Linked DNA regions of Mus musculus: all the other regions are linked to region 3. The links are chromatin loops, found by intact Hi-C in ENCODE. Cell type or tissue: gastrocnemius. All regions are shown on one strand.

Region 1 (8,000 bases), 120 kb before region 3:
GACATTGAAAAATGGTTCTCAGCCTGCGATGACAGTATAGCACCTAGTGTGTGCCGCCAACCACACAGCACCTAGTGTGTGCTGAGCCAAACCCTGCTCACTAGTTCCCAGCTCCTCGAACTCCCTTTTTATCCCGAGGCTCACCTGCACACACAATCAAAACCCCTGCCTGTCCTGTTACTTTGTATTCTCTTAGCTTTACCGCAAAAGCCAGGGTAGAGATCAGCCACATAGTTTCCCTCCACAGAACCACTTTTCTGAAGGGAAGGGGGGCAAGTGTCACTATAAAGCCTTTTTCTTTTTTGGGGGGGGGGGAGCGGGGTATACATATCACTTCAAGTTCTATATTATACACATTCAAGGATTCAGAAATTGTCCCCATAGTTTCGGAGAGGAAAAAAAAGTAATGACTTGGTTGGTCTTTTAGAAGTCACAAAAAAATAGGTTTAATTATTAAATAAGAGGTTTACTAGCCTTGTTGTAATCTGGAACAGTTTTAGAACATAGCTGTTTAAAAAAAAAAGAAATTAAAAAGATTAATTTTTTAAAGAAAGAAATAAGGGGTGGGAGGTTAAAGAGACAGATGTCCTCAGTATAGGTAATGTGATTTAGCCTCTGTCATAGTTACACATTCTGCTAGGGAAAAAAAAAAAAAAAAAAAGACCCAAGATAGTGATGTAGTGGCTGAGGCATCTGGGACACATCCTCCATCAGACCACCCCTGCACCCCCTGCAATGCAAAAGGAAGCCCACTAAAGACTCAGTTAATTGGTTGGTCTAGTACATTCTACCAGAGAGAAAGATGAGGTGTGACCCCGATGGCAGCAGCAGCCTAGCTCATCAGCTAGGGTGTCAAAGGGCTTAGCACCCATTAACATGCAGAAGAATGGCAGGGAGCCGGGAAACCGGAAGGACCCCATCTGTTTGCTTTGTGGAATTCCTTCACTGAATGTTATAGTTGAAAAGGAGCCTTCGGAAGTCAACCATAGTTTTAGGCCAGGTGGTGGCAGCCCACACTTTTAATCCCAGCACTAAGAAGGCAGAGGCCAATCTGGTCTACAGAGTAAGTTCCAGGACAGCCCGGGGTACACAAAGAAACTCTTGCATAGAGAAAACAAACAAACAGACAAACAAAAAAACAAAATTTCTCCATTTTTAAAAGAAAAATGCCAATTGGGGATCATTTAAAAAGAAACTATATAGCCTATTAAAGACTTTTCAACCAGAAAAAAAAATGCTGCACTAATAATTTTTTTAATAGAAAGCCTAGTTCACAGTTTATCTGCAAGATGATTGATAAGTTGGAAAACAACATGGACCCACAAGGGTCCCAAATAATAACCATTTAAAATATGCAACTTTTGGAAAAGCACAACTGTGTAAGCCTTGGAGAAAAAAATTAGAAATCACTATGTAAAACTATATATTAAAAAATGCATTCTAACCAATTTGGGAATAGGTATTATTATTAATTATTATTTTTGAGAAAGGGATTCCCTGTGTGGTTCAGGCTGACTTTAATTGGCTCCATAGCCAATGTCCACTCTTGGTTAGAACTCACCACCCTTCTGCCTTAGGCCTTGAGTTCTCAGGATACAGACAGGGCACTCACACCTGGCTGCTACTATTTGCATAATTTTTATTTTAACTCAGAGTTACTATTGGGAATACAATACACACACCCCAAGCTCACAATTTAAGTATTTCTAATTAGTTCTACCAAACTCTAAATGTCAGCTGCTTAAAAGTAAGGGAGAACAGGAGAAGGAGAGAGGGAAGGAGGAAATGAGGGGGAAGGGAAAAGAGAGAGAGCGGCGCGTAAGACAGACAGACAGATAGACAGACAGACAGACAGAGCCGGACAGAGACAGAGACAGAGGGGATGAGAGAGATGAGCCAGCGCAAGAGAGCACACTGGTGTGGAGCTAATCAAGGGTGTGGACTTAAACGAGAGTGTGTTGTCTTAAGCCTTGAAGAGGAGACTGAACTTTTATAGAGACACTGGTCTCGATAGCTACAGAGAGGACCGGTAATTATGGTAGTTAGGGCGTTGGTAACTAATAAATATCGAGGCTAGAACACCTGATGGGGCTCAGCGCCTGGCTAGCGGCGCAAAGCGACTTTGTACACTTTCCCTGAACTGCTTCAATCTGCCTCCACTGTTCGAAAACACAGATAAAATTACGCTTAGCCAAAACCAACCACGCTTTAAAATTAAAAAGTAGAGACATGTGTCAAGCAGAAAATCCAATAAAACGCCTGTTCCCCCCACCCTGTAACTTAAGGGTTTGCAGTAATTTTTTAAGCTAGTTTTGTCTTTATATAATAAATCAGTATTTAAACTCTCTAAGCGGTTGCATTTCCGTATAAGCAGCTCTTCGAAAATATTTGTGAAATAGAAAATACAATAACTCGTTTAATATCATTATTTTAGAACCTAACCAGCCACGTCGGATTCTGGCTTTGCCATTTTAGTCCGTTTTAATTATAAACCCCTGTTCATTACTTTGAAACGAAGTACAGTCTTCCCATTTCAAAAGGCTTATTTTTACTGTCTTTTAAAACCTTGCTGCCTTTCTTTCTGGGGCCACTACTATTCTACCTGACTCTTTAGTCTCTATCTTCTTTCCCAACCACGCTGGTTTAAATAAAGACGCTCTGGTATGCGTCTCTGCGCAAAGGGACCTCCCGCCTGCAGACCTGGAGTTAGAGTTCCCGAGGTCCCTCCAGCTTTTTGACCCTTGGATGACGACGGTCTCCACATTAAATGCTCCTAAAATCTGCCGGCCCCTGATCGGTCGCCCCCCCCCCCCCGCCCCGCGCTTTTCATATCCTAGAGAACGCTGATTTAGGAGGTCGCAAACTTCACCTACTACTTAAACCACAGCTTTCAGTCTAAATTGTCAGGTGGTTTTGTTTTTTTGTTTTTTCTTCTAGATTCATAACCTAAAGGTAGGGCTTAAAATTCCAAAACTTGCTGCCGGGTCGCTTTGGGTCACTCACTCACTCCGAGGACCTGGACCGCACACCCGCCCCACACCGCGGAGGCCCCACCCGGGAGACGGCGCTCCGCGAACTGCTGGGAAGAAACCCTGCAGACTGTGCGTTCCCCAGCTTCCTCCGGACGGACCCAAGCGGGTACGGGAGTCAGAGCTGGCCCTTCTCTGGGCTCCATCTGCTCGCCGCGGGCACGGGACCCCTCCCAATTTCGTCCTCCTTTGCTCTGGTGGAGCGAGCTCATCGCTAACGACCCCACCTCTGTCCAGCCCCGGGCAGCCTCTCTGACATCTAGCTTGCTCCAACTAGCCCTTGAGGACTCTGCTGCAGCCTAGGAGCAGGCTCTGGATGCTGAAAGGTCCACCCGTGTGGTGATCTGCACTCCCAGAGTCTAAGGAGTGAGCGCCTACCCGGGAACCCGGTAGGGGACTAGCGGCTCCGGCTACACCCGGCAGGCACTCTGGCTCTGACCCCAGCGTGGAGCTAAGGAGAGTCTAAGCGGTGATGCCAACTTCCAGCGGCGCCCACTTGGGGGGTGGAGGGGAAGACGTGTGTCCCGAGGCGTACCCGCTGCTACAAGTGTCCCCGGCTCCCGCCGGAGCTCGCTTCCCCCGGACCACCCCGTGGCTGCCCATCCCCGCCGAACTCCAACTCATGGTCCCTGGCGCGCCTCACCTGTGAGAAGCAGACACCCGAGCAGCGCGTAAGGCAAGACCGCGGTGTCCCAGCAGCTGACCATGGTGAGCAAGACGCGGCCTGTTGGCCCGGTGCCCGCGCTCTCCGAGGCCGACGGCGCAGCCGCTCGAGCCGGTCCCCTCCTGCTTCTGCTTGGCGCCGCGAGAGCCCTTCTCCGCGCCTGCAGCCGAGGGGGGTGGTGTGGGGGGATCCTCGCCGTCCCGCGTCCGCTAGCCGCTGCGCTTGAGTCCCGGAGCCCGCTCCGAGCAGCAGCCACCACCACTAGCACTACCTCCCGGGAGTGTCCGCCACCGCGCTCCGAGCCTCTCAAGGACCTCGCTGAAGTGCAGCCGAGGGCGGGGGCGATTTATAACCTTTCCCCAGCCCACTTCCTACCCCGGCACCTCCTTCCAGTGACGTCAAGGGGTCCCCCACCCCTCATCCGCCTCCCCACCTACCCTCTTCTTCCTCCCGGAGGGGCGGGGGCCGGCGAGGGCGGGTAGCCCGGGGGCCAGAGCGCGCGTGCGGTGGCGCTAGGCGCGCGGGTCGCCGGACAGGTTCGCAGGTTCAGGGTCCTTGCTCTGTGCTCTGCTGCCCCAGCCCCTCCTGCCCATCGCTCTCAGGAAATCCTTACCCAGCTCCCTCCACCGAGCTTACTCAGCTCTGGTGACCGCCCGAAACTGAGGAGGGGACCGTCTAAGTGCACCGCCCTGCCCCCGGGGCGGGAAGTCTTATCCTAGGGAAGCTGGCCGCGCCTCCCGCGACGGTGTCCCTGGCACCGAGGAACGAGGCGCAGTCGAGCCCTCTCCCGAGCGGTCCCGCCGGTCCCTGACCCCGCCAGACTGTTGCCAGACAGCGAAGGAAGGCGCCAGAGACCCTCCGCTTAAGGCACTTGGACCCGGAGCGTCCGAGGGAACCGGACGCCTTGCCAGGCACCTTCGGAAAGAGCGCGGGGCCGCGCGGGTCCCAAGGGAGGGAGTCTGTGTCTTTTTCGGCTGCATTAATGCACCCGCCCAAGCCATTTCCTCAACCCTCTGCTTCCTAGAAGCAAAACAAGGAATAACATGTTACCTTAAAAAAAAAAAAAAAAAAAAAAAAAAAAGCCAAGGCGTGAGACACGCTCCTGCAACTTGTAAGGGCCAAGAACTTGAACTCTAGGTCTGAAACGCTGGATGGAAAACAAATCTTTTTGGTGGAAGCCGGCTAGCCAAGATGACTGACTCGAATGTTCTTGGAACAAAAAACGGGTGAAATTAACTTGAGACACTAGATCATTTACGATGACACTAATTCCACGTTGTTCCTCAATTATGCATCCATTAACTGGAAGGCTGAAGTCGTCCCGGCCTCCCCGGAGCAGCCCAGTCTTGTCCCTGTAAATACTGCAGGTTTGAAAAATAGCCTCAATAGAACCTGCCAGATACCCGTGATAAAATGGCTCCTAAATGGGACCAGAGGCTTTTCCTGAAGGACTAGACTAAACCTCCGGTAGGGAAGGTTGCGCAACCTGAGTTGCCTCATTCCTAAGAGAGTCTGGGCCACCACCACCCGCAGCTCTACTAGGGCACCGGGAGCCTCTGAGCCAGGGCAAGTGAGATTCCTTTTCTCCTTCATGGTCTAGCAGAAGGGAAAGACCGCTGTGAGCCTAAGCTCACCTGCGGACTTCCCCAGCCAATTCTGATTTCTCTACAAGCTTCCACTAGGGTCAGTATTCCTGCCCTCTGCCTCCGGCGCCTCAAATTGCTCTCCAATCAGGAATCATGCAGGATGGCCCGCACTAGGTAGTTATAATTCTCCCAGCTGAATCTCCGGCCTCAGACGGTCTTGACACACCCACACGGTCAAACTGTCCCTGTCTCCCCTAAGAGCTATCCTAACGCCCACGCATCTTTTAAGAGGTCTGCTCAGCCCCTTTAAGCAATGGCAGGTGTTTGGGCTGGGGAGAGCTTGCCAATTGGAAACCCATCGCCACTGAGGCTGGAGGTGCTGCGCTGAGCAGGCCGACAGAAACCAAGACACACAACGTGAAGGAGGTGTACGATTCTAGAGGGGTATGAAGCCCACCATGAGCACAGAAACACGGGCATGGCTTATTGTAGGGGAAGACCAGCGAGGGGAACTACCAACTTGGGGGAAGTGTTGCATGTACAGTCCCCAAAGGTTTAGTTTAATGCGTTGTTTTCAAAAGGCATTTTGATGTCTTTAAATACTCAAGGAGATCCTTATGAGTTTGTTGCCAGAAATGATCCCACAATGACTTTATGGGATCATGAAGCCAGACAGGTATTTGACCGACAGCCAAAACCATCTATAACTTAAGCTGTGCATTAACAATGCTAAAATATCGCTCAATTATCTAAGATTAATGGCCTCGTAATTGAAGTAGCTAAGGTTTATATGCTGTGGCTTTCGATACGTTTCTCCAACTCTTTTGAAAAGCCCCAGACTTTTAATTTACAGCCAACAACTTCCACACCAATATTTCTTTTGTAGGTTGCATTGGTTGTTATTGTTATTTTTGTTATTAAGAATTTTAAAATGATACAAACTGTTTCATTGGACATTTCAACTTCACTTTGATATGGACAATAAAGGGCTAAGACCCTTTCCCCAGAAGTGGTAACAGAGTTGAATAATGGGCTACATACAGTAGGACTCTTCGAACCAAATCAGTCATGAAAGAGGTTTTCTAGATACCATTGATGGGAAAGATCAAATTCAACACGCTAGGTATGTGTGAAAGGCTATTTGCAGTGGATTATCTGCTTGCTTCCTGCCCATGTACAAAAGAACGTTTCATCTCCTGCTTGCCTAGCAAAACCAGACACTCTCTCCTCTTATCAGCCACATTCTCTCGAAGTTTCTCTCTTGCCCCCATTCAGGAACACACTGTTGTCCAGCCAGTGACTTAAATATTCAAGACTGAATAAGTTGGAGCATCAATAAGAGTGACAGGAGGGGAACCCAGAGCTGATCTACAGGAGGAAGAGGAAGAGGAAGAAGAGGAGGAGGAGGAGAAGGGGGAAGAGGAAGCAGAGTGACATTAAGCTTGGTTGTTGAAGAAAAATCCTTGTTGACACACAACACAGAACTTGTTTACACGAAGCTGATGATCTTGTCAAATCCTTATGCATTGTTGGAAGAAAAACAAGCAAACAAGCCTCCTATGACATCTTGGGACACTGAGGCTCCTTGGCGAGTGCCCCAGACCTGTTGGTACCTTACAGTTTTACTGACCAGAAATGAATCAACACATTAGAACAACAAGGGAGTCTTATTTGGGCTGGAGAGATGGCTCAGCGGTTAAGAGCACTGACTGCCCTTCCAAAGGTCCTGAGTTCAAATCCCAACAACCACATAGTGGCTCACAACCATCTGCAATGAGATCTGACGCCCTCTTCTGGGGTGTCTGAAGATGGCTAAAGTCTATTTGCAGTAATAGATGAGTTGTTGTTGTTGTTGTTGTTGTTGTTGTTGTTGTTGTTGTTGTTTTTAAAGAGTATTGTTTATTTCAGCCACCCAAGTCCTAGGGGTACAGTCCAGCAGCAGCCCATGGGACACCTAATATGCACAGGGCCCCTAGATTTGGTTCCGAGTCCTGTCAGCAGAGGAGCAGAGGGAGGCCCTTCTATTTAGCCACTGAACCAGGCCCTGGACTCCTGTTCTAAGTGCTTCTTCAGTGCTCTGACAACTTCTCCAGGACATTGACTGACCACCCAGGAACACAACTTTATCTCTAGGCTCTCTGTCCATGTCTCCTTGACCACTGCTTAAATGGCATGTTCTAGAAATTGCTCCCAGCTTCCCTTGGAAGATTCCATCTTCTTAACATCCCTGCAGGTGATATAGACCCAGGATGGAACAGCATTTATAACGTTATCAGCAAGAGAATTAGAGATCCACTGAATGGCAAAATCAGAGGTTAAAATAGTTAGGCTTAGAGTTAGGGAAACAGGCAATGACTGCTATCCTGAGAGAGCCATAGGGGTCTCAGCCAGGAGGAAGTTCTGCCAGAGACCTAGCTAAAGGTGTCCATGACTGCGCCATCCTTCCTCTCAAAGTTCAGGGTTCTGTTTTCATCTTAGAGACAGGGTCTCACTATGTAACCCTAGCTGGCCTCAAATTCACTAGGTAGACCAGGCTGGCCTAGAACTCACAGAGATCTGCCTGCCTCTGCCTCTCCAGTGTCGGGATTAAAAACACGAATGAATTAAAAACCACCATGCCTAGCTAAGATTGATTGATTACATACTCACTTATTTTTAATTAGAAAGAGAGAGAACATGTGTTGTATGCGTCCGTTCAGGTACACATGGGAAGTTAATCTC
Region 2 (8,000 bases), 260 kb before region 3:
TGGGTCCCACGGAAGGCGTCCCTGGAGGTAAGCAGCTTCCTCCGTTCAAGATAGTGTGTACCCTCCCGCACTCTTTCCGGAAGTACAGACACCTGCTGAATCAATCACCGGGGCTTATCTGAGGGGAAGAGGCCACGCTGTTCTTTTCAGTGGGACATGGGACTCCCAGAGGGGTGGTGGGCAGAGACTGATGTGGTCTCTGCAGGGCTCAGCCGGCTGCTCAGGTTAACAAGTCTCAAGTGGTCCTTCTATCAGGACAGGTACCCAGCCAGGGATCAGAGAAAGAAGATTCCATCCCCAGAGTTCTCAGCACACAGCTCTTCTGGACCATCTATCTTCGCAGAGCCACATGGGCATTTGGGGAATGACTGCTGAGAAACGTAAGTGTTTGCAAGGGCTTCGGTCTGTGGCCTAAACTCGACAGGGTAGAAAGGGATCGAACGCGCCCCCAAGCTCACTCACATCTCCTCTCCTCACATAATCAGGGTTCTTATAAATATCCCGGGCCAGGCCAAAGTCGCAAATCTTCACCACATTGTTCTCAGATAAAAGGATGTTTCTCGCTGCCAGGTCCCGATGAATGCACTGTAATAAAACAGTTATGTAATGAACGCACTTCCCGAATCAAGCTGCTTAATTTCCTGTATCCACTCTGGGTCATTATTCTTTGAAAAAAAAAAAAAAACAACTGTGTGTGTGTATATGTATGAGTGTGTGTGAGTATGTGTGTATGTGCGAGTGAGCGTGTGTGCACACACAAGCACTCATGTGAGCATGCATATACCATGACATGCATGTGGAGGGCAACCGTGTGAGTTCCTGGGATCGAACTGAAGTCATCAATTTGGCAGCAAATACCTTTACCTGCTGAGCCGGCTCACTGGCCCTGGTATCATTATTCTTAATTCTAATTTCCATTTCATCTGTGGTAGAGGGAGCATCTCTCAGCACACACCTAGCTACCATAAACACAATGTGCTTCTTGTGCAAGTACAAGGTCCAGGTGGCTCAAAGGACACGTTCTAAATCAGCCAGGCTCCTGTTCTATGGGAGCGTACTGGTCAACCGCACCGGCAGTCTGAATTTTGCCAGTGAGTGAGATTTTCCCCTGTGGCCTTTTAGAGCAGATCTTTGGGAGCTGTGGTTAGGGGTGATTTGTTTTGTTGGCTGTTTACGTTGTTTGCCGCTGTTGCTGGTTTTAAGACAGACTCCCGAGGTGTTGTGTACCCTGACCCGGAACTCACTCAGGTTGGCATGTAACCAGGAATCCCCCTGCCTTGGCCTCTCAGGTGCCTGGATGCCCATGGTTTGGGCTTGAGCTGAGGGTTTCTGAGAAGCCTCAGGTGGGTATACTGAAGATAGCTTCTTCATGAAGCCTGGAGAGTTTAGAAGCACGCCAGAGGGCACCGTGGAAGACAGCGCTCCTGGGTTTGTGTAGTCCAAAATACCCAGGAAGATTTTACCCTTAAATGCTATCCGCAGGCTCAATATCCTGGTACCTCTCCATATCAGAGCAAATCTAGGTTATTGTGGTGAGGTCTGGTGTATAGTTAACAACCTAAACAAATATAAACAAATACTAGAAAAATAGCTTCACAGCAGAGGTGTGTGTCCAGGCCTCACAAAAAGACAAATCAGTAGCAGAATGCATTTTCAAATACGTTACCATTAAGTTATAAAAATATATCCAACCCGATTTAAGTTGAGAATTGATGTCATTCTTGTATATTGGTTAACATATGCAATCTGTATGTTTTCATACATCATTTAAAAGGTCAAAATAAAAGTGGGGAGCAGGGAAGAGACTTGAAAGGCACACGTGTGTTGGATGTTCTAAGTTTAATAACATACATAAAAACAAATTCTAAAATGTAAAGTGAAAGCTTTTGAAAAAAACTCAAAACCTTTTTTTATCTCTGATTAAGAAAGTTAAAGAAGGGGCTGGAGAAATGTCTTGGCAGTAAAGAGCACTGACTGCTCTGCCAGAGGTCCTGAGTTCAATTCCCAGCAACCATGTGGTGACTCACAACCATCTGTAATGGGATCTGATGCCCTCTGCTGGTGTGTCTGAAGACAGAGTACTCAGGTGTGTGTGTGTGTGTGTGTGTGTGTGTGTGTGTGTATGTGTATATATATATATATATATGCAGGTGTATATATGTGTGTACATATGTACATATGCATATATAAAAGATTTGCAGTATTAAAAAACATTCTTTTTTTTTTTTTTAAATAAAGTTAGACTACAAAGAGATGAGCTGACCTTTCTGGAGGACAGAAACTCCATGCCTCTGGCCACTTGGAAACTGTAGGAAATCAGGTCTTCCATGGTGAGGGGCTGCTTGGAGATCTCACTGTAATCTACGGAGCATTCGAATCTTGTAAAGATTTTTGTGCCTGCACCAAATCCCCATTTATTGAAACAATATTCACAAAGTATAAGACACACCAAGGACGCCACAGTTCATTGGCAAGAGAGTTTGAGTCTCAACTCAAGCATCAGAGATGTTTTCCCAGGCTGCGGGGTTGAGGGGTGGGGGTGAAGGGTAGGGGAATGGAGATTGGGCACAATGGGTGTGACCTGGTAGGACATTACCCCCATTCCCAGGATGTTTATTAGGGTGATAAATCCGGAAGGAAAAAAATGTGTGAGATGTGTAGTGTGTTGTAGAAATCCCCGAGACTGGAGGCCGGGAGGAGCGGATACGTACCCTCGTCTCCTTCCACATCGCTCACGCTTCGGTCTTCAGGGAAGCTGGAGCTGGTGACACTTGAGCTGCTGACACTGTCTAGGCGGGGCTTCTGGCCCTGCTCCAGGCCTGGTTCCAGGCTCTCTTTCTTGAGCTCCATATGCAAGGCTGCGTCCTTAGCATAGACAAGAAGCACAGGAGTGAGAGGGGCCCAAGGCAGAGATGGCTGCCGTCCGGATTGGACAAGCCACTGGACCCCGAATGCACACTGGGTGCTAGGCATTTATTTCCCAGGCTGTAGAATCTTTTATGTTCTTGCATGGGTTCCTAGTGAACACCTCAGATCCAGGCAACTGATAAATACTGAACACTTAGTGTGAGCTAGCATACACTTCCTCAACTTCCCCAAGAGCTTATGTCATTTTACTAAATAATTGTCAAAATAGTGTTTGTTTTGTCTTACGAGGTATGGGCGTGGTTTGAGACAGCATTTCTATGTAGTCCTTGATGTCCTGGAACTCAGAGATCTACCTGCCTCTATCCCCCGAGTGCTGGAATTAAAAGTGTGTGTTACCACCACCTGATTTGTTTTTTAAAATAGATTTATTTTATTTTTATTTATGTGTATGTGAACATGCATTTGGGTGTCTACCAAAGCTAGACAACGTCATTGGATTCCCTAGACCTGGGGTCAAAGCAGGTTGTGCCAATATGGGTGCTGGGGGAACAGTGCTCCTAACTGCTAAGCCTTCTCCCTCTTCCCCTCCCTCCCTCCCTCCCTCCCTCCCTCCCTCCCTCCCTCCCTCCCTCCCTCCCTCCCTCCCTCCCTCTCTCCCTCCCTTATAAAACAATTCATACACAAGCTGGTTCTGAAGAGCTAAGTCATCAAAGCCACAGCTAATAATTGGCAAAGCCTGAAAGCTTGCGCTAGCGTCCAACCAAGTCTGTCTCTGCTGCTTTTTGTAGCACATGCCCTGTTGTTTGAAAGGTGACAGAGAGTTTGATAGCCTCACTCAGGTGGTGTGAAAGCCTCTGTAATCCCTGCAGAGGCTCAAGTTACCAGTTCCTCTCATTTCCTCGGGGAGAGAAGAGGAGATACACCTTTCTCTTGGTTTCCCTTTGAGGATGTCACACCACTGCATCCTATCATGAATAGCAAAGGCGGCTCACTGTGGGCATCTGAATCTTGCTGCTTTTCCTCTGCCTTCTCTATAGAGTCTTCTGGCTCCTCTACTAATCATGCCATCATGGGCAAATCCTTTCATGTTTGTCTGCGTTTCATCTTTCTCGTCTGGAAGGCACTACATATTATTACAGTTTGTGCCTCGCAGGAAAGGACTTCCGTGTTCTACTGTTTTGCCTACCGTAACTCATCTACTGCTTCACACTAGAGACGCATCCTGCTCAGTGGCTTTCAGGACGCGGCTGTGTGCCCATGCGTACCCGCATGTGTATATACCCACAGGGGCCTGTGTACCGTACAGCCTGGCTTCTGCTGGCTTCTGTGTACCTAGACAGGAGCTGGGAGGGAATGAAGTTCAGCGCTAGGATTAAACAGCCTTGACTTTTCTGGGATGTCACTAAGAAGAAGCAGTCCTTCCACTAGAGGGCGCCAGGGAGCAAGCAGAAGATCCAACAAACTTTAGGAGGGACAGCAGCAAGCAGCACTGTGATATAGGGTACAGAGGGGTTCCCACATCCTGAAAAAAAAGAGTCTCCTGGGGACACACCCCATACAAACATTTCCTCGAGTCATGTCCCTGAAGGGAGTTTTGCTCTCTCAGTTCTTCTCAAATCCTGTCTGGGATTTCAGGAGTGAAGACAAGTTATATTGCGTGTAACCCACCCTAGACACCTTTTCCTCGTGGCAGGTAGAAAGCCAAACAGTCCAAAGGACCATCATTTTTCTCTCCACGAGGCAGCTAGCCCTGCTCAGACGGAGTCTGGAGTTTTATTTTCTGAAAGCGTACTGCCTTCTTCCTCACAGCTCTCAGAAGCTACGGGGTAGAACCTGTCCCCAGGTTACCCTACCCTTCCTCGCACCCCAGTTCAGCTATGCTCAGCAGCAGTGTGCCACCAAAGACAGGTTACGTTAGTGGACTCTGGGGACTAAGGCAGAATAGTAGGTTAATCACAAAGCACATTTAAGAATCTTGACGGATTTGGGCCGTTCCTCCATCTCTCCTTCCTATTCCTTTAGGTTCCAAATGTGACAGATAGTCATGAGTTTTCCATAAAACACAGCTCCACCAAGTGCCATGGGGAAGTAAACCAGTAAATATAGCCCCGAAAGGAAGCAAGCTCCTCCAAACAAAGGACGCACAAACCCAAACGCTCCATCCTGCCAAGTCCCTGGGGTGTTCTGAGGGCTTAGCGCTTCCTGAGCCCAGTCTAGGACATCAAGATCGACAGGAATCTGTGCTGCTCTCAGCTCGGGGCACCGCTGCACCCCTTATTTAGTGGGGGTCTGAGAAAAAAATTCTAAAGCTGGAGGTGAAGCAAGATAGGTCTTTCTCCTCTCTTTATCTTGTGGTTACTGTGTTCTTAAGCCAATTTCTTTATTACACTAGTATATATATATTTATTTGTGCTTGTCTGCTGCGTGCACAAATGCAGAAGCCAGAGGACAACTTGCTGGAGTTGGTTCTCTCCTTCCATCATGTGAGTCCCAGGGATCAGACTCAGGTCATCAGGCTTGGCAGCAAGCCTCTTTATCTAGACTGAGCCATCTTGCCAGCCATTTCCTGACTTCTCTGGTGATACACACACACACAGACACACACACACACACACACACACACACAGAGCACAGAGTAGATTTAAGATTTCAGTTTTTGGAAAGCCTAGTTTATAAGGGGGAAATATAGCTGGGCATGGTGGTAAACACCTTTAATTCTGGCACTCAGGAGGCAGAGGTAAGTGGATCTCTGTGAGTTCCAGGACAGCCAGGGATACATAGTGAGACCCTGTCTCAAACAATAGAATGAGGGAATATGTAATATATTCAACAGTCTGGTGGGACAACTATGTCTTTGATAAAACCATAGTCTGAGATGAAAAGGTGGGTCAGCTATCCAGTTTTCCTTGCTTTATTTGTAACAAGGTCTCTCTCCCCCCACCTCTCTCTCTCTCTCTCCATATATATGTATATACTTATTTATTTATTTAAATTATGTATATAAGGGTATGTGTGAATCTGCGTGTGCGTCTCTGAGCACAGGCACCCTCAGTGAGTAGAGAGATCAGATTGCCTGGAGCTATAGTAACAGACAGTTGTGAGCTATCTAATGTGGGTGCTGGGAGCCGAACTCAGGACCTTTGGTAGAGCAGAAAGAGCTCCTAACCGCAGAGCCATCTCTCCACTCCTGGTCTCACTCTATTTTCCAGGCTGATGTCTAACACTTGGGCTCACACAATCCTCCATCTCAGCAGCCAGAACTGCTTGCAGGTACTGCAACGTCTAGTTGTCTTCTGTGGTGTCTTCCCTACATATCAGAGATGGGCACCGTTCCTAGAACTCTGAAGGTTCATTCAACCATGTGCATTAGCTGTGTTCAATTGAACTCTCTGTGTCTCTGTTTGTCTCTCTCTCTCTCTCTTTCTCTCTGTTTCTCTCTCTATGTGTGTGTCTCTGATTCTCTCTGTCTCTGTCTTTCTAATGCAGGGGAGGGGACAGACACAGGGCCTCACTCGTGACAAATAAGAACTCCCCCACTGAGCTACACCCCATCCTTCAACATCCTAGTGGATAAAAATTGACAAAAGGGGACAACTAAATGCTTAAGGGAAGAGTTTCGTTTTCCCAACAGTCTCACCCTGGGTTCTATTATTAGCGCCACTGAATACAAGGAACTGGAGCCTAAAGAGACTGACTAATTTGTTCAAGGCCAGGTCTTATGAGAGGAGACTTGGAATTTAAACCTGGAAAATCTGGTTGTGGAGCCAGAGAGCTTGCCTCCAATGTGCGCCTCCCAGATGCCGGTGACTGGCTAACTGTCAGTCACTGTCTCCCTGGCCAATTCAGCCCAGAGAGGGACAGCAGTGGGACCACAAAGCATACCACAGTGTTTGAATCCATGGCTTCTTCTTTAGAGCTGGCCTTTCCTGAAAGACTATGTGTCCTCCCAGTATTCTTGTGTGTTTGTTTGTTCTCTGTGTGTGTGTATATGTTTAGTGTGTGTGTATGCGGTGTGTGTGTATGTGATATGTGTATATGTGGTGTGTGTGGTGTATGTGGTGTGTGTGGTGTATGTGGTGTGTGTATGTGTATATGTGTGTATGTGTGTATGTTGTGTGTGTATGTAGTGTGTATATGTGTATGTATGTGTGTGTATGTGGTGTGTGTATATGTAGTGTGTGTGTATGTGGTGTATGTGTGTGTATGTGGTGTGTGTATATGTAGTGTGTATATATGTGGTGTATGTGTGTGCATGTGGTGTGTGTATATGTAGTGTGTGTGTGTGGCATATGTGTGTGTGTGTGTTTCATGCAGAATGATGCCGCAAGTGCAGGGCCTCCCTGGGAAAGCAGAGGAACCCAAACTCCACTCCTGCCAAAAACAGCGGTTAAGCTGCAGAGTGGCTTGGCACACCTGTAACTCCAGTGCTGTGAAGTGGAGGCAGAAGGATGGTTGGAGCTTGCTAGCTGCCAGCCTAGCTCCAGGTTCAGTGAGAGACCCAGGCTTGAGGGGGTAAGGAAGAGATTGACAGAGCAAGACTCCAGTATCTTCCTCTGGCCTCTGTGCACACACCACACATGTGCATTCGCGCTCATACAGAGACACATACAATGCACATATACACTCACAGACATACACACAACACAGACACTCACATATGTGTACATATATACCCACACACAACACACACATATAAACATATACCACACATACACACCACACACATGCACACACACAACCTGCATATATATGCATACACTGCACACAAACACATATACACACAATACACACATACACACACATATATATAAACACAACACACACATATATGTATATATGTTATATATACATATATAATATATTTATACTATATGCACACACACACAACATGCATATAACACATACACATGCAAATACACAACAACCACAATAATGAAATAGAAGAGGGAGAGCACTAGATTAAGCACACATGATTTCCTGTTGTAGTCCATCACTGATCTATTGGTAACTATGGAAACCATTCAGTTGTTTGTGCCTTTAGTTTCTCTGATTAGTGAAGCTAATCAGTTGTCCTATAGTCACAGGTATGGCTTTGAGGAACAAGTGCATAAAATCTCGTGCAAGGATGAGGA
Region 3 (8,000 bases):
AGCATAGAAACTGTAAACCAGCATTTTGAAAGCCAAAATGATCTTATCCATGTGTGAAGGAATCAGGAGGGTTGACAGGAACCGAGAAGGAATGTAGACTGTGTTGTGTTTAACGATTCTTCTCAAAAACATCTTTTTATTTCGCTCCAGGGCACTAAAAACTGCAGACTTTGGATTTCCATAGATTTCTTTGCATGTGCTCTGGCCTGTTTTCTGGGCTCTGCAAGGTCACACACCCCATTGTCACCCAGGAACTTCAAGGTCCCTACTCTTTCTTCTCTTCATGTCAATGACCATTCTAGGGACTTCTTATCTTTCCAAAAGCTACATCTAAGATTTTTATTTGTTATTAGCATTTGTGTAGTTTGTGTGTGTGTATGTGTGAAACATGTGCTTGAAGTTTTTGTGTGAGGTCAGAGAACAACTTTCTAGAATGGTTTTACCCTTTTCATCTTATTGAGACAGGGTCTCTGTATTTTCACTGTCTGACGAACCCAGGATAATTGGAAACTCACATCCATTCTGTCTCTACCTTCTATCTTTCAATAGAATCCTAGGATGGTAGACACATCTGACTTTTCGAGGGTTTCAGGAACCAAGCTCAGAGCCTCAAAGGATCATACAGTGTCTTAACCTACTGAGTCGTCTTGCCACCCCTCCGACAGCACTATTTCTCATTTCTGTTTGGATCTTTCTGAGAATTTGACTTTGGGAGCACAGATGTTTTGTGTTGCTCCTTAAAATATCAAACACAAACATTGTAAAAAGATGAATACGACATTTTGGGCAGTTTAGGGTACCAAGCACTGTCACCATCCTCCCACACCTCCTGTGAGTGCCGACCCATCTCTGCACAAACATGTTATCTATATGGGGGGAAGTTGGAATAATCTATACCCCTGAGTCAGCGTCTCCTTGTGTTTTCCCAGAAACAGACGTGTCACGATGCTTTTCGGGAAGCATAGACACTATTAGAATTCCAGGCTAGTGAGACAGGGAAGAGGAGGCTGTCATCCGAGTATATTTATTGAGTGATTTCCTCCAAGGAATTCTGGACACACAGTGCAAAGCTCACATTATACTGCTCTGGGTCAACAGAGCTGGGGTACTCACATCAATTCCCACAGTCTGAAGACTGAAGAAGGAGGAGAAGGAAGTGTGGGTGGCCACACTTAGGGTGATTGGCTGGAACTTGTTTGAGACACATCTAATGCCTTAAGTGGCATGGGCGGATCCAGAGTGTATGCTGTCCTTCTGTGTTCAAGCAACACTAATTATAGCCCAGACACTTCCTGGTTGCCACAGAGTTTTTACACGTCAGGGGTTAATTTCTGCATATTTCATAATGGAATCAGAACTTACCTAGTCCTTTCTTACCGAATAGATGGTTAGGTTGCTACAAAATGGAGGGGCACCCTGCCAACAGGTCCCTCAATTATTCAAATCCCAAACCTTAAAAAAAAAAAAAAAGAAAAGAAAAAAGGCATAGAGTATCCCAATATCGGGGGATGGAATGCTATGTTCTTAACAAAACGTTTCCTTTTTTGTTGTTATGTTTTGTTTTGTTTTGTTTTGTGTAACAAGCCAAGCAGAAACTTGTGTGAGAATCAGGAACCCCGAGAGTGTGCAATGCACTCTGTTATTTAGGGTGACGGCTTAATTACAAGTATAGGATCATGCAACAGCCATGCCTTGTTCTATGGGATTTATTAGGTCTCTAAACTCTGCCTACCAAAATTTCACATGAGGGCCGTGATACAGCCATGAGGACGGCTTCAGATGGAAAATAAAGGTGAACTGAGAATCCAGGAACACTCTTTGAGCTGATGTAAAAAGAGAGAGAGAGAGAGAGAGAGAGAGAGAGAGAGAGAGAGAGAGAACCCATTTCTGGAATGAGCACTCAAGCCCATCTGACCCCACCACTCACTCATTCAGTTTGGGCAGGTACCCTGGACCTCCATTCTTTAAACAGAACTATCCCTTAGGCCGAGAGGAGAATAACCTCCTTGTTGGACGTCTGTCTGTCTCCCTCCGATAAGTCCCTGCCCTCCACTCTGTCCTGCCTAGAAGATCCCCTTCTAGGGAGCAATGGTTGGGCACAGGCTGACTCCAGTGAGCTCACATAGATCTTCCTAGGCCCTTTGTGTGTGTGTGTGTGTGTGTGTGTGTGTGTGTGTGTATCTGTGTGTTTGTGTGCATATATGTATGCTTTTATGCATGTATATGTGTGCTCATAGGTGTTCATATATGAGGAAGCCATAGGCTGACATGGAATATCTTCCTTGATCACTTTCTGTCTTAGATTTTTGGTTTGATTTTTTTTTTCTTTTGAGACAGGGCTTCTCTGTGTAGTCCTGACTGTCCTGGAACTCTCTGTAGACCAGGCCTGGCCTTGAACACACACAGATCCATCTCTGTGTCTGCCTCCCGAGTGCTGGGATTAAAGCCATGTGCCACCACTGCCCGGCTTCCATCCTAGTTTTTGAGACCAGGTCTCTCACTGAACCTGGAGCTTATTGATTGTCCTAGGCTGGCCTCACTCACGGATCCACAGATCTCCATCTCTGCTTCCCCTGTGCTGGGACTACAGATGCACACTGCTATGTGTGGGTTTCTTATCTACATAGGTTCTGAGAGACCACCCAATTCCTCAGGCCTGTATGGTAAGCACGTTACTAACTGAGCCATCTTCCGGCCTTCCCTGAAGCCCGTTAGTACGAGCTCACTCTCCTGTGCTTTCTTACCAACTGTGACAAATGTGCCACCTTGATGCTCAAAAGAGGGACCCCACCCTAGGCGTGGCAGCATGCACCTGTAGTCTCAACACTTGAAGGTGGAGCAGGGGGTGGGTTGTGAGTTTGAGACCAGCCTGGGCTACAAAGTGAAAACTTGTCTCAAAAAATTTTTTGTTTTGTTTTGTTTGGTTACACTTAATACCCAAAACTGCTCGAAAACTGGGGGAGGGGTATTCATGTTAAAAATCATTGTCCAAATGAAAAGACAAACATTTACAGATCTTGTGCTGAATTCCTGGAACTCCACATATACGTCCATGCACCCCAGGGTCTTTGTTGGTGTAAGGAATGCTGGAGTGAGCTTTTCTGGAACGATGTCTGTGTCTCTGTTTTGAATGTCCCAGAATCCCGCCTCCATAGATGTTCTGGGGACTTTCAGCCCTGCCTCCAGACATGTTCTGGGGACTTTTGCTTTTGGAGAGCAGTCAGGACACATGATCTCTAACTCCAAGATTACACAATTCCAGTTTATGTGAAGGCTCAGCCTTGAATTAACTCCCCTCGTCTGCTTTCCACTGACCGTTCGCTGGCTCAGAGCCAGAACAACAATATGCTCAGACAAGTAACTCTCTAAATCTCCAAATCTCTCTCTCTCTCTCTTTTCTTATTCCCATAACCTTCTCCAACAATTTCATTTAGCTGACCAATTGTCAATTTGGGGTCCTGGGAAAGAATAAGGAATAAACTCCCTTTGTTCCATCCAGCAAATCCAAACTCCATTCCTTTCTGACGGCCAATCATGTGCGCCCGAGCTAAGCTCCACCATAGGGGCTCCGTTTTATATCTTGGGGTAATCCCCTGGACTAACTGTTCCCTTAGAGCAAAACCTTAGAAACTTTATCTCCGTATTCCCTTTGGACAATATTTCCTTCCAGGAATTTGAGACTAGGACTGGATCTGTAAGTGAACTCTTGGAAGTTCTAAATGGTTTATACACTATTGAATTCCTCACATGTATACAACTTTGGTTTGTATCAGCGAACAGCACTGGCCATTTGCGTTGTGACTTCACCGGCATTGAGGTGCTAAAAATCCTTTGCAATGGTTCCATTCATTTCTTTCAATGCAGTGGAATTCTCAGTTGGGGGGGAAGAGCTGTTTTTCATTTGAAAGTGGAAAGCCGGGTCCTAGGGACATAGGGAAGGAACAGACCTCGCGAGCTGAGTTTTCAGTCTGTCCCTCCATCATATCAGTGCTCTTTACATTTTGTGAGCACTTGATTTAGGACATTCAGAAAAGAGCGCCAGCCCAGAGCCGCGTCTTTTTATCGCCACCTACCGTCGTCTTTGAGAACTGCACGAACATTCCCTCTAATCCCAAACACCCTAGAGACAGGGACTCCAATCCACTCTAGAAACTAGAGGCACTGTACTGGGACAGGAAGAAAGAAGACTATGGAAACGATGTTCTCAGATGCTGGGTAGTGAGCCTGGAAAATGAGTCACTGATGGAAGCCCATCTGTCACTAATTTTATTTTTTAGATTTTTAAATGTTACTTTATGAGTATGAGTGTTTGCTCACAGGCATGTATGTGCACGGTATTAAGCCTGATGCCCGTAGAGGCCACAAGAGGGCATTGTGTCCCCTGGAACGAGAGTTACAAAGAGTTGTCAGCTTGCCCCGTGAGTGAGTGCTGGGAACCTAACCCAGGTCCTCTGCCACAGTGCAAGTGCTCTTAGCCTCTGAGGCTCTCTCCAGATCCCAGTCTCTTAATTTTTTTCAAAATGGAAGTCTTAGTTGGAAAAGATTTCAACCAAAGCTCAAGTAGCCTGAATGACGTTTTTCAAAGTGATCTTCTAGATTGTTCTCAAACGGAATTAAGAGGAGTCCTTTGACAGCAGCTCTGTGCAGAGGTGTGTTGGTTCTATCAGTTCTCCCAGACTGCTCTCTGTTTGAAAGAAGCCATTACAAGGTTAGCATCAGTGTATCTTGGAAAAGATTGACAGCCTAAGAACAGATAAAACATGCCTCCCTGAGATTCTCCTCTTTGGTGGTGACCCCCCCCCCCCCCCGCCCAATACTTTGCTAGTTCCGGGATAGGTTGGGTGGGTTAGAGTTGGGGGGCTTCCAGAACTTCTCAGAACACGAATGACGAGGCTGTTGTCCAGAGGGGCCCCCTGAGAATCGTGTTTGGGAACAGGCCGACCCCATGAGGTATATTATCTTTGCCACATTTTGCTGCTTTGTGGGAAATTTATTTTTAATCTTTAACAAAGCCAACCATGTTTATCTGAAGCGCTGAAAAACTTTAATAGTTTAAAACAAAACTTTTAAAAAATAATTAAACCGACAATGAATACTGAAACATGAAAGTCAGACCGACTGTTACCTTAACAAGAAAGGGCTTCCCAGAGATCAAACAGAATGCTGTTTGTTTTATTTGCTAATGGCAAATAACAAGTACTTTCACTTTAAGGGATTCTGAGGGTTATTGAAGGAGTCCAGAAGTTTCTACTGACCTACTCCCACCAAGGCAAAGGTTTCCCACACCTTGGGTTCACAGAGCTGGGAAACGTGCTATCCTGAACGCGTAGAAGGTAGCACATGATTGGTGCCTTTAGCATGAGCACACCTTATCCAAAATGATGGAGAAGGGGGACTCCCTCAGATTTTTTTTTCCCTGCATAGTGCTTACTCAGCTCAACTCTGAGAAGTCTGCAGCTGCATGCTTGCTGCATTTCTCAATGACTGAACTGCTTCTCTCAGTGCACCCACTCACCATGATCTGGCTTTTATATGAGCCCTGCTGAGAGGCAGAGGCAGGCAGATCTTGGGGAATTCAAGGCCAACCTGCTCTACATGGGGAGTTCCAGGCCAGCCAGGGTTACATAGTGAGACCTGTCTCAAAACAGTGTCAGAGGGCAGGAGACACCCCCCCCCCCCCCCCCCGCTTTATAAAGAGAAGATTCAGGAAAAACAAACCCTTTAAGGATCAAATCCTTTAAGTGGATCAATTGTATCAGATCAACTAGTAGAGTTTTTTTTTCCCCCTCTGGAGACAAACTTGGCTTTGGATCAGGAAAGAGAATATTTTCAAGTTGTTCTTTTATTTTTAAACTGTATCCCACGTTCCATACATAGGCTTTAATTTGCTTTCCAGAGCACTTCAGTTAAATCCTCAACACAGATAGCATTCTCACCTAGCCTGAGTCTATGAATTTCCATTCAATGCTGATTTCACCCTTTCTTTGGAACATTGGCCCAAGGCCGGGCGGATTCTAAATGAGGGGACACTTGGTGATATCTCTGTGGGAAGGTTCTTTGTGACCGGTCACATCCTGATCTGCCAATTTATGAGTGAGGAGGCAGCTGCTGCTCCAACTTCACAACTGCAGCCCAGAAATAGAACTTGAGGTTCTTTTAATATGCACGTTATCTAGATAAAGCTATATCTGGGATGCCCCTGACAGGTTCTCTGACTCTTCGCTTTGTTTCTACAAACTAAATATAGAACTGTGAGCGACTCTTTTTTTTTTTTTTCCTCTTCTTCTCCTCGTGTGCATCTAAGCATACAAGGAAATCAGGCTGCTTCTAAAAGAAAAATAAGCCCTGTTTCTTCTTGGAAACCCTTTTGAGGTCAGCAGTTCTGAAGTACAGGGATCGGAGCAGAAAGGAGCAGAAAGGACTTCTTCTCTGATTTTCCCACCCTGCCCTGTGAATGATGTCCTTCCATGGTCAGGGCGGGGGAGCAAGGCATTTGTTGTAGTAATACTGAATAACCCTCCTGTGTAAAATCACCTCAGGTTGACCCCCACTTTAACTCCAGAGACCGTGGAAGGAGGAAAAAGTGCAGCCACCCTCCTCATGGTGACAATGACTGCTGGGTGCTTGCTGAGAGGTCTGTCCTGCTTGGTGTGATCACGGCCATTATTTTAAAAGCAGGTGACACTCTGATGGTTGGGCTACATCAACCGGGTACTGGGAGGTGTGCAGAAAAAGAGAGCTTTGTATTTTGAGGAATCTATTCGACTGTGGGGCCATTCCAAGGCAGAGGGCACAGTTTCTAAGCTACCACATCTTCATCATAGGACCTGGCTACCACACAGACTACTCCTTCAGCATGTTGTCTTCCCATGATGAATTTGATTTAGGATTTCTTATAGTGACCAAGAGGGAAATGTAGCAGCGATGAATGAGATTAATACATCTTTCAAGAATATCCGGGGGAGGGGGGAGGAGCCAAAGCCAGGGAGCATTTTATCACTGAGCAACAACAGCCCAGGCTCCTAGTGCGTGCGTGCATGAGTGAGTGTGTGTGTGTGCATGCACTCAAGTACATGTATCGCATGTGCCTATGCCGTGTGCTGCATATGGCGAGTTATGTGTTTGTGTGAATGTATGGTGTGTTTTAGGTATATGTCTGCGGTTCTGCAGTGTGTGTGTGTGTGTGTGTTGTGTATAGTGTATGTATGAGGGAGTATGATGTGTGCACATGGTGTATGTGTTTGTGTGTGGTGTGTGTGTGTATATGTCTGTGTGTGTATGCCCTATACATGTACGGTATATGTGTGTGGGTGTGTATGCTGCCAGAGCAGGGAGTATGAATGTCTACATGTTCATGTTAACACAGACGTGCATATGTAGAGGTCAGAGGACAAGCTCAGGTGTTCACTCTCGACTTGCACTTTTGGCTCTGTGTACACCAAGCTTACTGGGTCATGAGCTTCCAGAAATCCTGCCTCACCTCCCATCTCAATAGGAGTGTTGGGATTATAGATCTATGCATCTGTGTCTGGCTTTGTGTAGGTCTGGGACACTGGGCTCAGATTTTTGTGTTTGCATGGCAGATGCTCTACCCACTGAGCCATCTCAGCCCTTTAAGGTTTTCTTCCTCCTCCTCCTCCTCCTCCCTCTCCCTCTCACTCTTTTGTTTTTTTCAAGACAGGGTTTCTCTGTATAGCCCTGGCTGTCCTGGAACTCACTCTGTAGACCAGGCTGGCCTGAAACTCAGAAATCCGCCTTCTTCTGCCTCCCAAGTGTTTTCTTTCTTTCTTTCTTTCTTTCTTTCTTTCTTTCTTTCTTTCTTTCTTTCTTTCTTTCTCTTCCTTCCTTCCTTCCTTCCTTTCTTTCTTTCTTTCTTTTTTTCTTTTTTTCTTTCTTTCTGTTCTCCATGCATGTATGCTTGCATGCCAGAAGGGGACACCAGATTTTCATTATAGATGGTTATGAGCCACTATGTGGTTGCTGGGAATTGAACTGAGGAC

What was found. Hi-C counts contacts between places; a loop is a spot of excess contacts. Peaks named below come from ENCODE experiments on the same cell type or tissue, not always from the same donor. Only the 100,000 strongest peaks of a DNase experiment are listed, where the experiment ranks them.
Region 1: it touches region 3 in a loop (2.1-fold over the local background); 15 of 42 quality-filtered maps call a loop at or near these places.
Region 2: it touches region 3 in a loop (4-fold over the local background); 25 of 42 quality-filtered maps call a loop at or near these places.

The regions. Positions count from the first base shown.
Region 1 is chr5:147,721,999-147,729,998 of GRCm38, forward strand. Flt1 (FMS-like tyrosine kinase 1) reads right to left here and starts at 4,013. Exons shown (of 30, transcript NM_010228.4): 1 at 3,673-4,013. The coding sequence starts at 3,736. In gastrocnemius, no CTCF peak of the experiment used is centred here; DNase peaks (open chromatin) are centred at 3,207, 3,763, 4,006 and 4,477; H3K4me3 peaks cover 5,291 bases; H3K27ac peaks cover 5,589 bases.
Region 2 is chr5:147,579,840-147,587,839 of GRCm38, forward strand. It overlaps Flt1 (FMS-like tyrosine kinase 1), which reads right to left. Exons shown (of 30, transcript NM_010228.4): 21 at 2,712-2,865; 22 at 2,264-2,361; 23 at 463-585. Among named protein-coding and RNA genes, the nearest start is that of Gm35383, 76 kb to the right of the region's middle. In gastrocnemius, a CTCF peak has its summit at 4,299 (motif pointing right); DNase peaks (open chromatin) are centred at 2,799 and 4,301; H3K4me3 peaks cover 997 bases; H3K27ac peaks cover 4,918 bases.
Region 3 is chr5:147,844,285-147,852,284 of GRCm38, forward strand. No RefSeq gene overlaps it. Among named protein-coding and RNA genes, the nearest start is that of Pomp, 12 kb to the right of the region's middle. In gastrocnemius, a CTCF peak has its summit at 4,069; a DNase peak (open chromatin) is centred at 4,069.